2 separate regions of the Mus musculus genome follow, and region 1 is linked to region 2. The links are chromatin loops, found by intact Hi-C in ENCODE. Cell type or tissue: heart. All regions are shown on one strand.

Evidence for each region. Hi-C counts contacts between places; a loop is a spot of excess contacts. Peaks named below come from ENCODE experiments on the same cell type or tissue, not always from the same donor. Only the 100,000 strongest peaks of a DNase experiment are listed, where the experiment ranks them.
Region 1: a loop joins it to region 2, with 2.4 times the contacts of the local background. A loop is called at or near these places in 3 of 42 quality-filtered maps.

The regions. Positions count from the first base shown.
Region 1 is chr19:55,559,424-55,567,423 of GRCm38, forward strand. The region is part of intron 7 of Vti1a (vesicle transport through interaction with t-SNAREs 1A); the gene reads left to right. Among named protein-coding and RNA genes, the nearest start is that of Gm41871, 140 kb to the right of the region's middle. In heart, a CTCF peak has its summit at 7,850; DNase peaks (open chromatin) are centred at 793 and 3,968; H3K27ac peaks cover 2,931 bases; H3K27me3 peaks cover 232 bases.
Region 2 is chr19:55,749,358-55,757,357 of GRCm38, forward strand. Tcf7l2 (transcription factor 7 like 2, T cell specific, HMG box) reads left to right here. Exons shown (of 15, transcript NM_001331146.1): 4 at 5,657-5,725. Among named protein-coding and RNA genes, the nearest start is that of Gm31734, 10 kb to the left of the region's middle. In heart, no CTCF peak of the experiment used is centred here; no DNase peak of the experiment used is centred here; H3K27ac peaks cover 3,833 bases.

The DNA.
Region 1 (8,000 bases), 190 kb before region 2:
GAGTCGCTGCCCTGCTCAGTTCCCTCCTCCGTCCTTCAGAATGGACACCGCAGTCCTTACTGTGGCCTCGCAAATCAACTCTCCACAACGTGGCCCTCCCTCCGCTCCTCGGTGTCAGTGACTCCTCTGATAAGCTCTGGTCCAGCCACCCCGGGCTGCTCGCAGGTCTCTGACACCTAAGGCTCACTTGCTCCTGCATCTCTTTGTGCAGCCTGCGTCCTCCTCGGCAATCAACGGTCTTCCTGCAAGAATCCTCTCAGCCCCAGCAGCTGCCACACTTCACCTTCCTCCTGATCTGCCTGTCAGAAAGAGCTCTTCTCTTTAGCCCCAGTGTCTAAGTTAGCATCGCATCTGAATAGCCTGTGACAGTCTGTAGTTGGGAATCTTTATAAGTCTCTTCCCATTGCCCACCAGATCTCGCTTCCCCATCTTCATGTCTCTAGTAGCAACAACTAGTGTGTAGCTCTTCAATCAATAATTACTCGCAGGATTTAAATTCCCTTCTCCAAAGAAAAAGCTATGGCCAGTAAGGAGCCCGAGTCCCAGATAGGAGGTACAGTAACAAGGACTAACATTCAAAGTCCTAATTACTTTGGTCATTTGTTGAATTTAAGTTACCACGGTGGTTTACCAGGTTCAATTAGAAAATGTAACTTTATTGCAACCCAACCCCCATTCTGTTTCTTACAGATCTCAAGAGTTTTATACTCAGTTGCCAGAAATCTTTTTTTTTTTAAACCGACAAATTGTCCAGGGGCCATTTTGAGGTTGCGCAATAGGTTGATTGAGTCCCGGCCAGGCTCTGTGCACTTGCTCTACTGCACACAATGTAGATGCACAGGCCACGTGCAAACGCCGCTGTTCATTGTTCCCAACCCTCCAAATCCACGTCTTTAAAAACAATCAGTTGCATTCCTCTTAAATTAAATGCCAAGTAAACAATGCAAATAAAACTATTTTTCTTGCAGAGACAAAATTGAAAATCTGTAACTAATTACAAATTGGCAAGCCTCGAGCCTACAAATAGCTGAACTCTCTACCAATGTATCGTTTACAGTGAACTCAAAGCCAGCTTCCTCACACCAGCCGTCCACAAGTTATTAATCAATGCTGTGCCAAGCCCTGGACCTCACCTCCCCCAAAATCATCATAAACATTTAATTTTCAATGTGGGCTTCATAAACAAAGCTGTTAAAAATGAGAGAAAGTTTAATTGGTCAGACACACAATGCCTGTTCGTGGAGTCTGAGCTGGCTTCCCGTTTAAATACTCTGCTCTTCCCCTACTCAACTGAGCTGAGATTAATATTCTGTCCCTGTGGCCCTTGGCTTTCCTATGGCACTCTGAGCACTACCAGACCTTCCTTAGTTGAAATCCTGGCGAAAAGCACCCTGCTCACAGGCCACAGAAAACAGGGTCAAGGAGCGGCTTTGAGTGCCACAAGTGGGAGACAGAATTTACCCATGGCTTTATTTTGGGGGTGATCCTGCTTAACATACATGTACTGAAAACTGCAAAGATGTGGATATCTTTTTCTTTCCGTTCAGTTTTCACTTTAATGCCCCTCTGGAGGAAGCCTTTCCCCATCTCTCTTACTAACATTTGTCTCCTTCTCTGACTTTGTATAGCTTTTTTAAGAGTTCTGAGTTCCTGTGGCTGGGGTATAAGTCATATAAACAAACATGTTGCCAAAAATCTTGGCCTCCCCCTCGAACCCTATTCCCCACAATGGTACCGTACCCGGTATACTAGATTTGAATACATGTTGGGTGGGGAGACAGTTTGACGGGTGAGGGAGTAAATAGAAGGAATAAACTTGTGTCGTGTGAGGCAGGCAGCAGAGCTAGAGCCAAACTCCAAAGCCTGGAAAAGGCATCGGGTCATAGCTGTATCTTCTGATAGAAGCCCACCACTGCCCCAAGGTGCAGAGCTGGGGAGATCTATACATACTCAGTGCATCCAAGAGAGAGGTGAGCAATGAGTTCTCTTCAACCTCACAAAGGTTGCTCTGTGGGAAATCGATCACACACACACACACACACACACACACACACACACACACACGCTTGTAACTCCCAAAAGCTTGAGTAGGAGCTAGCGACTTGAGATTACCTGACACACATTGGGGCTTACAGTGAGATGCCTCCTTGCTGACAAAACCGCCCCAGCTAGAAAGCAGGTAGGTGTTGGACGAACTCACATGGATGCTTTCAGAGGGAGGCAGGCACCAAGCGTACCGTGGCTCCAGATGACATCATGCTCCCTTTTCGTCCCCACACTCTGAGTCTGCAGTGATGAAGCAGGCAGAACACTCACTAAATACTTGGAGATTCCCATGAGATTCGTTACCGTTCAGAAGATGGTGAAGATGACACGTGTCCTAGCACAATAACCAGGCTAAACTTTTAAAGGCCTTTTTTGTGTGCAGACTGTTCCCTGGGAAGCCTTAGATAGGGTCTGTAGTATTTTAGGTACCCTGTGGGGAAGGGGCCTGTGTTTCCAGGGGGTGGCAGAGATGGCACTGAAGGTCTCAATCCAGCCCTGTGATCTGAAGGCAAGGCCTCTGTGAGGCAATGAAGCACTTCCTCAGAAATAGAACAAGCGCACCCCATGCGCGAGGAGGCCGCTGTCGGGTCAGGTCACTGAGGCCTGCAGTGATCTTGGCAAATTGTAGCTGGCTGAGGCCACCTTCCCTTTCAGGACACACTTCTGGAGATCAAAAATATATTTCTAAGTGGATAATCTGCCATGGCTGCGTGACTTTCCTCGTAATACCTTCTGCTTTTTCTGTCACGGGTGGTTTGCTACCCGAGCCATAGACTTTGTGTCTTCCAGTGGGTTTGGGTGAGAAACCGGAGCTCGAGTGGAGATCTGACCATGTAGACAGCTCCTAACATGGCAGTGCATGTCCAGCAAGTTCGTGCAGGTCCAGGAGTCGTGTTTTCTCTGGCTAATGACACCTTATTGTTACTGCACCTAATCCAGTTCTTATCCTTGTCAGCCTGAGAATGGAGAGTGAAATGGGAGTCTGTTCGTCTCCTGGGTTCTTGTTAGACAGGATTATAGTCTTTCTGACAAAGAACAGGCCAAGTGTGGGACTCTGCTGACTATCTGAGCCGGGATCGTGCCCTCGCTCGGGGTGGAGCCCACTCCTTTCACCAGACCTCATGCAAAACCGCCATTCTTGCCTCAGTACCTCCCCACTCTCCTCCATACCCCATTTGCCAGTCTGTGTTCTAGAACGTTCCATGCTGACTTGGCTGCCCTCCAAAACTGTGAGCCTGGAGGACAGGGGGTTGTTTCTTCTTTCCTTTTTATCTTCAGGTCTGAGAACAGTGCTTGGCGCAGGATGGAATGCCCAAGGAATTGCAAAATTGCCAGGGCAGGTAGTGCAGACCCACAACCCTGAGACTCAGCAGATAGAGGCAGGAGAGTCAGGAGCCATCCTCCAGACACAGTGAATTGAAGCTAGCCTGAGCTACATGAAACCCTGCCTCAAAAGCAAAGGGAAGACTAAGGGAGAGGAGAGACATAAGTACACACTCGCATGCACGCAGTAGGGTGGAGAGACATAAGTGCACACTCGCGTGCACGCAGTAGGGTGGAGAAAGCAAGAACAGAGCTGAGGGGAAGCAGACCGTTTCTCCCTTCTGTGTGCAGAGACAGCTTCCTCCTCACACTACCACCCCGGGTCTTAATGGTTATTTTCCTACAAGACTGTTGCATTTACAGTATGACAGAACTCTGTTTGCCTTGGACTGAGCGCAGGCCTGCCTTACGTTCCCAGCAAGGCTGGAAAGACAGTTTTGTGCTGTGGCAGCGAGCCAGCAAGGACAGCCTGGGGAACCCCAGGACATGCTGTGTTATCTGGACCTCGAATTTTCCAGAATTCAGCCGTGGCCCATTTGAACGAGCCATTCCAAGGCCTGAGCTGGCCTGGAGCAGGTCCCAGATGCCCTGCCATGCGTGTGGCCCTCGGGGTCGGCAGTGACTGTGCTGCCAGCTAGACAAGGCTGGTGAAATGTCATGTCGCTGGGCCCTGGTTACCTTTCCTGACACCTCACCCTCCCGTGGTGACTGCTCCAACACAGACCGCCTGTCACCTTGTCCCGCTTTTCTAGGAACTCAGCAGTCACACGTGCAGAGAACCTGTCCTCAGCCCCTTTTTCTCGGGACAAGCTCAGCTTCACTTCCTCTGGCCTTATCAAACTCTTTGTTTCCAAAATTGTTAAGCAGCCATGGGGGAAGGAGGAATTTTCACTCTGCTTTTCCGTCCCTCCACCTTCCGAGCTGAAGCCAAGAGAGAAAAGGTGGCCGGCTATCTTCCCACTGGCCTCGGCGCTCCAGCCCTTCAGGCATACGAGGCTCTTGAATTTTGTCATCTGTGGTTCAGACTTTTGGCTACACCATCTCTGCTTCAAGCTCAGCTTAAGGAAACATATGGCCCTAGATTCTTCAATGCCACAGAGAGGGCTCCCTCGCTACGAGGCTTAGCAGATGAAATGCGGTTTTCCGAGCCTCTTTTCATTGACCGTCAAAATAACAAGCAGAGTCTTCTGCCTCAACAGAGACACTCTTCTCGCTCAGTTACTCGGGGAATAATGTGCCATTGTCTCTGCTGTGGGCTTTTGTTTTATTTGTAAATTGTGCGTGCTGCATGCTATGGAATACCGAGAAACCACACACCCTGGCTTGTTAGTTGACACACAGAATGTGTGATTACAGATTGTCTGAACAACAGTAGACCATTGAACCGCCATCCAGATGTGTGTGGAGTTAACTGTGGGGATGTCCACAGAGAGGGGTTGTCTTTCTCGTCGGAGGGTCAGTCCCCCAGAGAATGGAGACAGGAACACAGAAGCTACTTGGCACAGGACTTCCAAATGGCTCCTCAGAAGGAAAATTAATCCTTGTTTAAGTTTTTTTTTTTTTTTAATTAAGACCAAGTTTGTTCTCCTTAAAGTCAGTCATACAGAGAAAATACTAAACAGTGACAAACTTATACAGCTTTCAGGCTCCATTTTTTTTTTTTAAATATCTAGAAATTCAGAAGACTGTGCATTCAAGATAAGACTCCAGTGACCCCAGGCTTGGTAAGGACTTACTAGCAACTTCCTAGAACCCTCTCAGTGACTGGTGAGCAGAACGAACATGGAGGAGACAGCTCAGTGGGTAAAGGGCTTGCTGAGCAATCGTGAGGACCTGAGTTTGAACCCCGTGTACCCACGTAAAATCTGATCTTACAGCTCACGTCTGCAGTCTCAGAACCCACCCCTGTGACACATGGGAGACGGGACAAGACAGTCCCCCCCAAAGCTGCAGAGCCAGCTAGCCTGTAGTGTGAGCACTGAACAAGAGGAAGCCTGGTCTCAAACAAACTGGAAGGCGAGGGTGGACACCCAGAGTTTCCCTCTCACCCTACACCCACCCAGGACACACAGAGATAGAAAAGAATGCCAATCGCAATCATCGCTTGGGGAAATGAATACAAAACCGGGAATTGCTACAGAACCCAGTGTTCTCATGCCTGGCATCTGTATCTAAGACAAAGAAAAATATTTGTCCCCACAAACAAAAAACAAAAAACAACAACAACAACAACAAAATGTGTATATGAATAGTCATAGCATCAGTATGCATAATACAGAAAATGTCCATCAGCTGTTGAATAGACAGATGTGGCAAGTTACATATCTGTAACAAAGAATGGAGAGCTGATCCAGGACGAATGGACCTTGGAAATGTTCTTGATGAAATAAGACAGACACCAAAGTCCCCGTGCTGCATGAACCATCCATCAGAAATACCTACAACAGGCAGATCTACAGAGCAGAGCAGCTTACTGGCTACCTGCCGCGGAACGCTTCAGAACTGAAGGTAGACACGTGCTCTTCACCGTGGCGTTACTGGGAACCAAACCTGAGCCACACACATGGGCAACGACACCCCAGCCCTTGGGATTTCTATCTGCAGTGATGAAAATGTTCTAAGCTAGGCTGTGGCGCTGCTTGTAAAACTGAGCAAATGCACTAGGGCCTTTTGAATTTTAAGCCGTAAGTGGATGAAGGGTTGCATGGTTGATGAATTATACCTCCATAGCACTGTTGAAAAGCAAAATAATGACATTTTCAGGCAAAAAAAATTTTTATTGGAAAGAAAAAAAATGTTTTAAATTGAACCTAAAACAGGAGTATCTTCAAAACTCACATAACTGAACTTTGTGGCGACATGGAAGAGGAAGGAACAGGTTTTAAGTTTAGCAGCTTATCTCTTCTCCTTTCTTCTTTCTCTGGAATGATCTGTCGTCTGACAATGTCAACACTTGTCTGTCTTGTTGGAATCTACAGCAGTAATCGGGCACCCAGCCATCAAATAGCTTCATTTACCTTTGTGTGGTAACACACCCATGAGCAATGCTTATCAAAATACATAATTTTGAGCCTGTTTTAAATTCTGTATCAGACACATTAAAAAAAAATAGTGAAGCATCAGGCTAGTCAGGAAATAAAGACAGATAGGAAATCCTCTCCAGTCTCAGCCCACACTCCACTTTCTATAGCTTAATCTAAAGAAAAACGTGGAATTTCCTGCAGAGTGATTAATTGGCTGGCTGTGGTGACATACAGGGTCTCTGAGCTTGACCTCGCAGGTAAAGGCTAACTGGTATGTTAAGTTGATTACACAATTTCCTCTAAATATGTTGACAAGTGGTTTGCACAGTTGCCTTGACCTTTGCCCTTATAAATGCACATTTATAAATGGCTTGCTTTTTAAGCCAAAGCAATCCCTATTTTAGATGTGACATGTGTTGAGTAAACAGCCTGATATGCAACCCTGGATGTCTAACCCTGTCAGCCAGGTCAGATTATGGGAGTCACTGGGAGGGGTTGAGATGGCTGGATTCACTCGGGATAGCCAGCCCCAAAGTGTCTCCTCATCCTACATGGTGTGTTGGAAATGTGTTCTGAAAATGGCTTGAGCTGTTCCAGGAGTGCGGCTGCTAAACGGTTTGCAGCAAATGACAAGTAGGTTTAGCTCCAGTGCTTCTTACGGCTCTCCAGTCCATTTAAACACCCGTGCACATGCGCATATGCACACACGCACACGAGCACACAAACCAACTTTTCGTTTTTCTTCCAAAGTAAGGTGGAGAAACTTTCCAGGGAGCATTTCTGTGCTGCGAGTGTTTTCCAAGATGTTATATCCGTAGGTACTCTAGAGAATGTCATTGGAGGTACTTTTTGTTTTAGAGTCATGCTGCTTGCTTGTACATAAGGAGGAGTTACCACACTTATTATAAATGAACAGGAAATGTACCCTTGGGTAGTAAAACAAACTGTTTATCTGCTATTTCAAAAAACAGCTGTTTATTTGTAAATGTATACACTGAGCACCTTTCCCAAGCCTGATATATCCTGATTTGATAAGCAAAAAGAGATTTGCCAACACTGTTGATTTAGCTGGGATCTATCTGCACATGTCTTCCTGAGTGAGTTAAGCAATTGGAAAATGAATTGGGATACCGTTTATGCTCTCCAGGTCTACAGCATGACAAGCCTTGAGCTCTCTGGGAAAGCAGCTCACTGTCAGGGCTCAGAGGCTAACTGTGCACCTCAGCCTGAAACACTGCAGAGCCCTCACAAACCATCTTCATTCACTAACTCACCCGCCTGAAATGTTTACTGCTCCCCAGCAGTGAGGCATGCAATAATGGTTTCTCTTGATTTCATTAGTTCCCTCGGGTCTGTAGCATTTCACTCTCTGGCTGGCTCTGGACTTGAGGATGGCTCCTCCTGAAGTCGGAACCATCCATCACTGACGTGGTTCTCTCCCTTCCCTTCTTTCTGGGCTCACCAGCGCCCCCTAGATGTGTGCAGGTGAAGTGAGCACTCCATGCCTACCCAAGTTCTCAGTTTCAGTTGTTTGAGCAGCAGCCCTGGGGGGGAGGGGGGGAGCCCAGGGCTCTTGTGTTCATCTCTGTCCTTACAACCCCACCACTC
Region 2 (8,000 bases):
TGGAATGCAGAAACTTACTAGCCCTTAGGGATATGTGAATCCCTTAACAGCTCATTACAAAGACTGGGCTGTGGGATCTTTGAAGGGTTATCAGGCTCGGTGTTCTTCACTTTTCCCAGGACACGTTTTTTCTTCCTTAGGCACATCTGATTTTGTGTGGGTAATTCAGCCTGTTAGATGAAGTGGCCCCAGACAGTTCAGGCTGCAGTGTGTGTATGTGTGTGTGTGTGTGTGGGGGGGGGACGACAACGACACGGCTATTAGTAATAAATATCAGCTCTGAAGGAGTTAACAGTGGCCTGCCAAAGTTTGGCATCATGAAAATAAATGTGAAGCCTGCTAGGCATTAGCAGGGCCCGGCACATTTACAGAGCTTAATTAGTACGAACTGTAATTGTTCATGGTCTGCCAGAAGAAGTAATAGTCAGGAAAGCGGAGTCCCTCTCTTGCAGTCTCCAGTTTAAAACCGATAAATCACTTGCATATTTGTGTAGTGATTCAAATGGAGCTCAGACCTCTCCCATCCCAACATGTGGTAAATTGTAAAGTCAATGAATTGCAGATGTAGGCTACAGTGAGATCCTCTAAGAAAATGCACAATGAATGGGAAAGAGTGATGCTATAAATATTTACTGAGAAGATAACTAGGTTCCCCCGTGCTGGGCCAATTATGATGCACTAAATATATTAGTAAAAATGCTGAAAAAATTGCGGGGAGGATCCGTGCGGGTCTTGGGGGTGGGTTTGTTTGTTTTAGAAAGTGAAATAAGAGGCACTGCGTTATTGTCACGTCAGTCTTATGGAGGAATCTCAATGGCATACCCAGGGAAGGACATGTGAAGTCCACATTAATGCAAATGAATTCGTTATGAGTTGTAACTCTGGGACTGCTAAGTGGAGTAATGACTGCACATCGTTCCGAGGGTGTTCTGTAGCAAGTGTTAATGAAAACTGCTGCGTTAAGAACATGCCTCAGCATTTCAGCCCACGTGGCCCCCGTGTGCTAGAAACGGGCTTTAGCTTCACTCCCAGACGAAGAACTTTAATTATGTTTTGATGTTTAAAGAACACCAGCTCATCTCCTCCTCAAAAACCAACCCAGGGAAAGCTACAGCCATCGGCACCGAGCTCAACCCCAGCCTCTGTCTGCCAGGGATTGTAGCTCAAGCAGGGGGAAAGAAAAATGAAGGGGGCATCCCCCAGTAGAGATGCAGAGAAAACTTTCTTGAAGCGATTCTCCCAACCCCTCCCCTTTCTTCTTTTTAGAGGATTCTGGTCTCAGGCAAAGTTGCAAGTCAATACTTCTTTCCCCCAATGTGAGTAGGTGGATGTGTGTGCAAGCTGTAAAAGCTAACGATCCAGCTTTGACTCATAGCTCATGGTTTCAGGTTGACGAAAAGGAAAAGAAAAGAAAAAGGAGAGAGAGAGAGAGAGAGAGAGAGAAAGAAATTAATGAGGGTGAATAGACATTAGATGGAACGGTGAGACACTGAGCGGTGCTGCTCTCCAGTCGGGGGCGGGGGTCTCCTTTCTGTGGCGTGTGCTTTTCTGGTAGAATACGAGGAAGCCAAGAGGCAGTGCCTTTGTTAGACAGTGGTTTTAGGAATGCTGCAAAGCTTCTTGGTCCGGATCTTCCCAGGGATTGTAAACCCAGGATTCTACTAGGTATCCCGGTTTGGACCTCCTCCTGAAGTTGGAGGCTTATCTGGCACTTCTTCAGCAGGGCAGTATCAGTACGGTAGAAGTAACCCCAAATCCTGGGCAAGAGTCGGTTTCCTGCTGAATGAAAAAAGGCTGTCCATATGGGACTGGGGCTGTGGTAGGGTAGGGTGCATTTGTGTGACATGGAAATGATCTGTTTTTGCAGCCTCAGTTACCCTTAAGGAATGAGGACCTAAAGGGTCTCAGATATACTTGGAGGAAAAAAACCATTCAGTTGTAGTGATGTAGAAATTAGAATTGAAGTAAGAGGACAGAAGGAAATCAGGCCAAGACCCAAGAGAAGCCAAATCACTTAGGAAATGGATCTGATATATGTGTATGAGTGTGTGTGTGTGTGTGTGTGTGTCTGCGCGCTCACATGTGTGCAATCAGGTAGATATGAGAAAGCCAGGTGATTCATAAGACTGAAAAAAATAAGTACAGGCCCCACCTTATTCCTTTAGTGAAGTGAACTGGCAAAGTGGCTACTCTTCTTCCCATTTGGGAGTCTGTTGTTTTGTCTGTGCCTTGGAGGTTGAGAGCCCTGTGGTTGACAAAGGCTGTTTCCCCTTCTGTCCGTCGGCATCTCTGATTTCCAGTATCTGCAGCATCAAATTTAGAGTCAGTGGCCATGATTAGATATAAAGGCAGAGGAGAGGAGATAGGGTAATAAGGGAAGCACTTAGTCAGAGTGTTGCAAGCATATGCCTAAGACTGCCAATTCTTCCTGAGTCTTCTGGACAAGTGGGGACCTGGTTGTTTGGGTGCTCTTAAAGAGGGGCGCTGGGATGCTTCCCTAGCAAGGGAAGGTGTCATCTTGTGGGGCTTCCTTGGAGGAAAGAAACGAACAGAGGACCCTGGATTCTGTTGGCTCCCTGGACTCTCCAAGGGGAGAGGCCATTGTTCCAGACATAAGGTCCACCCACTTAGAGAAGCCACAGTGATGTGATGATGAGGTGACTTGGAACCTTTCAGGTGACCTGTGCAGAGATGTTTGTTAAACATAGAGCACCAGCGTTTTAAGTTCAGAAATAAATAAGCCGTTTTGTCCTGGACTCTTGTCTCTACACACCCTTTCAAAACACAGGCCTAAGCATGTTTTGTTTTCTCTGTCCTCTTAGTAGTTGGTGGGAGGCAGAGGCAGGCTAACAAGAGACTAGTACAATTTGGAGTGCCAAGTTTGTATTGAGCATCTGTATTTTATCCTTAAGAAGCTGGACAGTAAACCAGAAGGCGACTTCACGTTGTATAGGGAAGGCAAAAAAGCTGCTAAAGTGTGTGTTTTAGAAACGGGTTTTAGAGGGAAGAGGAGGGAGAAACCCTAAAGAGAAATAGGAGCAGTTGGTATTTCTGTGGCTGGAGGGACTGCAGGCTCCAAAGGCTCCGTAGCACAGTGGTTGGTTGCTGGGAGAGATCTTATTTAGATTCTGAGGGAGCCTTTTGCACAGGCTGGGGCTGGGAGTGGGTAGGAGGATTTCTGTGTTGCTGGATACCCTAAGGAAGTTACATTGTTTGGAGGTGTTAAAATGGTGCGAGGGTGTATGTATGCGTACGTGGGTATCTCTCTGTGCAGGCATGTATAACTGGAGGTAAATTGACTTGGTCCTTGATGCAGGTCTCCCTCCTAGTGTCTTTAGAAACTTCTGTCTATGCGTGTGTGTATATACAGCTTTACTATCTTAATTGCAGCATTCACTGCAGGCTCATTGGTGCTGTATGGGAAGGCGATGAATGCAAGCATTAAGAACAGAGCTGGACAAGTGAAAATTGCATTTGGCATAGCCACAGTTTCATTAATTTATTCATAAGACGATGACTAAAATGAAATTATTTTCCACGGCATCTCCGCAGTTATCAGGTGTCCATTCAATTTTAATTGACAATATAAGTTCCTGTGGTTACCCTGAGTACAGATTGCCTGGGGCTCCGCAGGGTTTGTGGGAAGAGAGGCTTGGACAAGTTTCCATTAAGCTCTGAATTGGGCAATTGGAAAAGAAGAGAATAAAACCGTTGAAAGGAAGGACCAAGTTGTTACTGTTGCCTGCTCTGCTGAGGAGAGAGAACCTCCTCTCAGACAAGAGCTGTTCTCTCGCCAGGAATTCCAAACTCGCAAAGAGACCTGTCCACCACACAAAAGTTGTTTTAACATGATGGAAAATTGTCACAGTAATGAGTGAAATCCCGACTGGGGTGGGGTGGGTGAGTGGGGAGGTGGGGGTGGGGACAAAGGGTTCAGACACATCTTTCTTTTTCAGCCAATCACTTTGGCTTCTTGGATGTGTGGGGGCCCAGGGCATCGAGACAGTATCAGTTTACTTTGTCCATATTAACTTTTAAGAGGGGAGTGGGTGGGTGTACTGCTCTGCTTTGACCTGTATAGAGATTATTATTATTTCTGCCCAACTTTAGTTTGTCTTCTTTTAATTTTGATGAATGTGTTTTGTTACATAAAACATACATAGTTTTTAGTTTTTTTTTTTTTTTTTTGTTGGGGGGGGGCGTTTGTGATCCTCTTTAAGTTCATTGTGTCCAAAATAATGGGTGTGGGTTTAGGCTGTGCTGTTATAGTGTTACATTCTAGTTCAGAGTTTATGGGCATCGTTTCCCTTTTCTTTTTTTTCTTTCTTTTTTTTTTTTTTTTTTTTTTTATGGATGGTTGTGAGCCACCATGTGGTTGCTGGGATTTGAACTCGGGACCTTTGGAAAAGCAGTCGGCACTCTTAACCACTGAGCCATCTCACCAGCCCCTCGTTTCCCTTTTCAAGAGAGCAAACAGATCCTATTGAATGACTTTCTTTCCAGGGAATAAAATGACATTAACTGAGTTTAAAACTCTCTTGCAATCCCAAACTCAGAAGGGCTCTGGTAACTTAATTCTGAAACAGTCGGGTTATAGTTTGTGCTGATGGAGATGATAAGGTAGATGTTCATCCAAGTGTTTGGAGAAGGTACCCCTGAATTGCCTGCTGCTGGGGTAGTGTAGGAAGGGATAGCTCTTGGTCATCTGACCTATGTCATCTGTTAGTGTATGGTAATGCTGAGACCCTGCCCCCCCCCATGTCATTTATAAAATGTCTTAATCCATGGAGCTTGTTTTTCCAGTGGGTAGCATCCTAAAGTTAACTTGTATCCTTTAGGAGGAGGAGGATTTGAGGAGTCTTGGTATTTGTGTGGGAGTTGTTCACAGGGGAGGTGTGTGTGGCTGCAGAGGGAAAGACCCAGGTGAACGTGTTGGCCCCAGAAATAAGCAGAGAGTTACTGAGAGGCGGTCCTTCCTTCACCTACCTGGGGCTGTTGAACAATGCTTGGCTCTCTTTGTGGGGGAAGTGTAGATTACTAGAGTGTAGGTTGTGGAGATGTCTCAGGATCTGACGGCTTAGTCATGGCGAAAGAATGCATAAGGTACTGGGTGGCCCCTGAATTCCGTGGACACATTTGTTTTCCCAGAAATAGATTTGTGTCTGAGAGCCAGGATTCAGTTGTTAGAGATGTAGGGGGCGGGGCTTCTACTTGATCCCTGCTAGTGGCTCCTTACAGCCCTCTCTGCCTTCAGTCTCCGCCTATGTGTCGCCTACTGTTGACTTTTGCAACACCCTGTTAAGTTTCTCCAGCCTTCTGCTCAGCACCCAATGGCTTCCTTTGTGTCTTTATGGGCTTCAGTTTCTGCCTCCCTTGTCGCTGATTCTTGTTCCTGCCCCTCTGCCTCCCCTTCGCTTACTGAATGGATGTTTAAAACAAAACAAACAACCAAAAGAAAAAACAAAACAAAACAAAAGCAACAGTTTAGATTTGTGTGATCATCTTATCTGTAATAATGAAGGTCCGCAGGTCTTGATTGAATGCTAAGGCTGCACCTCGGTCTAGGGAGGTTTGTCTGCTATTCATGAACTGCTTAAGATGCTTTCTTGTAGTTTGTGAAATGAGCAGAACGCTTTGATTTGGTTTCTTCCTACAGCTCCATTTTCAATCCGGCAGCACTCATTACTCTGCGTACAAAACGATTGAACACCAGATTGCAATTCAGGTAGGAGGCCAAGAGATTCCGAAGCTCGAATTACCAATGTGTATAGGGTCTCTTGTGTCTTTTTATTCTATGCCTCCCCCCACCCAGTTGATGTTGATGATGATGCTAATGATGAGGGTGATGATGATGGTGATGGTGGTGGTGATGATGATGGTATTGATGACAATGATGGTGGTACCATCATTGTAGAGATGTGATGACGGCAGCGGTGGTGGTGGTGGTGGTGGTGGTGGTGGTGGTGGTTTGAATTATTGAGGGAGGGTGGGAAGTGAAGAAGAACAGAAGAAACGTTCCTAAAAATGATGTAAAGATATGCAAAAGGAGATGAATCTGTGTTGCTTAAGATTATCTCAATCAGGCATCATGGGTGCGCAGACCCCAGGTTGGTTATGGTGACTGCCTTTTGCTGAAGGAAGGACCTTGAGTTGAAAGTGACAGGCGTTGATGGAATGTGAAGGGAAAGGGCAAGAGAGGGAGCTGGGCAGGTGAGAGCCAGGGAGAGCTGCTTCCCGTGGACCAGCATCATGGTGAATGGTGATCAGTGATCAGTGAGCGGTGCTAAGAACACCACTCCTGACCGGATCACCCTGAAACGTTGGTTTCTCTTGGGCCTCTTGACAGCCGTGGCGGGGAAGGTGGCAGATCCCAGCTTCTGATGAGTTTCTTGTTTCCTGTGCTTGTGGTGCTGCTTTCGTTCTTCTAAATCCAAAGGCTAAACAAATCATAGACTAATATAGATGTGGGCTGAGCAGAAGCCAGCGGAGAGCAGTGGAGAGCAGCGGAGAGACTAACGCACTCTCGTCTGCCGGCCTGGCTTTGCCATGAGGGTGTGTCTCATGGTGTCCCCCACATTTGACTGTTCTATGCTAACCCCTGGCAAGGAGGCTTTTGAGAGCCTTGGCTGTGGTGTGGAAGTCTGCCCTCGGCTCCTCCAAGTTGCTACTGGCTTGGTCTTTAGTAGGAAGCCTTTGAAGGCTACTTGTGTTTGTGCGTGCCTACGTGCAGGGGAGTGTAGGCATGTGTGCATCTGCACATATGTGCAAGTAGACATGATTGAGTAGCATGTATGTACAGGTGTGTTCAGGGTACACGCAAATGCATGCGTGTAGATGGGAGTGTGTGCACATGTGTGGTCTACTGGAGCTTCTGCGTCTCACCTACCAGATTGTATCTTCTTAGCTTTGCCATTCCAGATTGGCCATTGAAATGGCCATCTGCCCCAGGTGAGTGGGACGAGTCAGCAGGTCTTTCAAAAGTCTGATGGGTTCCTAGGCATTTTGATTTGTTTCAAGGCTATAGTAACTGGGCTTAAAACTATGTTAGCACTGTGCTTAGTTTAAGGCACGAATTTCTGTGTGCACTTCTGTGTGCACACATCTCCTGGCTTTTACCCCTTCATGCTCAGATACTTTAAAACTTGGTGTGTGTGTGTGTGTGCGCGTGTGCGTGCATGTGTGTGTGTGTGTGTGTGTGTGTGTGTGTGTGTGTGTGTATAGAGCATGAAGCTCCAGTTCTTTCTGGCACACTTCCTGTTGGAGGCCGTTTCCTTTTAAGGCTCAGTAAGTCTTGCTTTTAGAAAACAGTTTAGACTTAAGGCTTGGTTAGACAGCGAGTCCAAACCCCAACTCTGGATGAATGCGCTGATAATCACAGTGTCCCCGGGCCTAGGAGGCTGACTCCAGCACAGGAGGGCTGGGAAGTCTTGTTGCCTGGGGTGTGGGAATTGTTGAGGCTGAATAGGACAGTGATCCTTATCTTGGTGTGGAAAGGCTGGCTGGGGCCATGTCACTGGGAGACCAGCCCAAGACCAGCCCAGCTGTTGAATCTTTACACCCGGCGCTGAAGTGCCCCTTGTTTGGAGGCGCAGTTCGTCTTTCTCCAAACCACCTGGCACGATGCGGGCCATGTGAAGCCCTTTCTCAGGAGGAAGATGGAGTAAATTACAGAGCTTATTGTTTGGAGGACTGAAACCACCCCTGTTCCTCCATGAACAGGTAGTATTGTTCTCCTCTGCTTCTATTTGCTAAGGCCTGATGCCCATGTGGGCAAACAGAGGGACATTTTATTGGAGCACCAGCAGAATGCTTTCAAAAGTGTCCATTCTCCCCCAGTGTCTGCTGGACCAGCACAAGGCCAAGCCAAATGGCAGCTAGCTGTAGTTTTAGCGTGATCATCAAAGGATAAATGGGCAAAAGCAAAACAAAAGAAGCAGAGGGAAGAAGAAAAGGCATCTCAGACAGAGTAAGATTGTTCTTAGAATTCTCTGGACATTTCA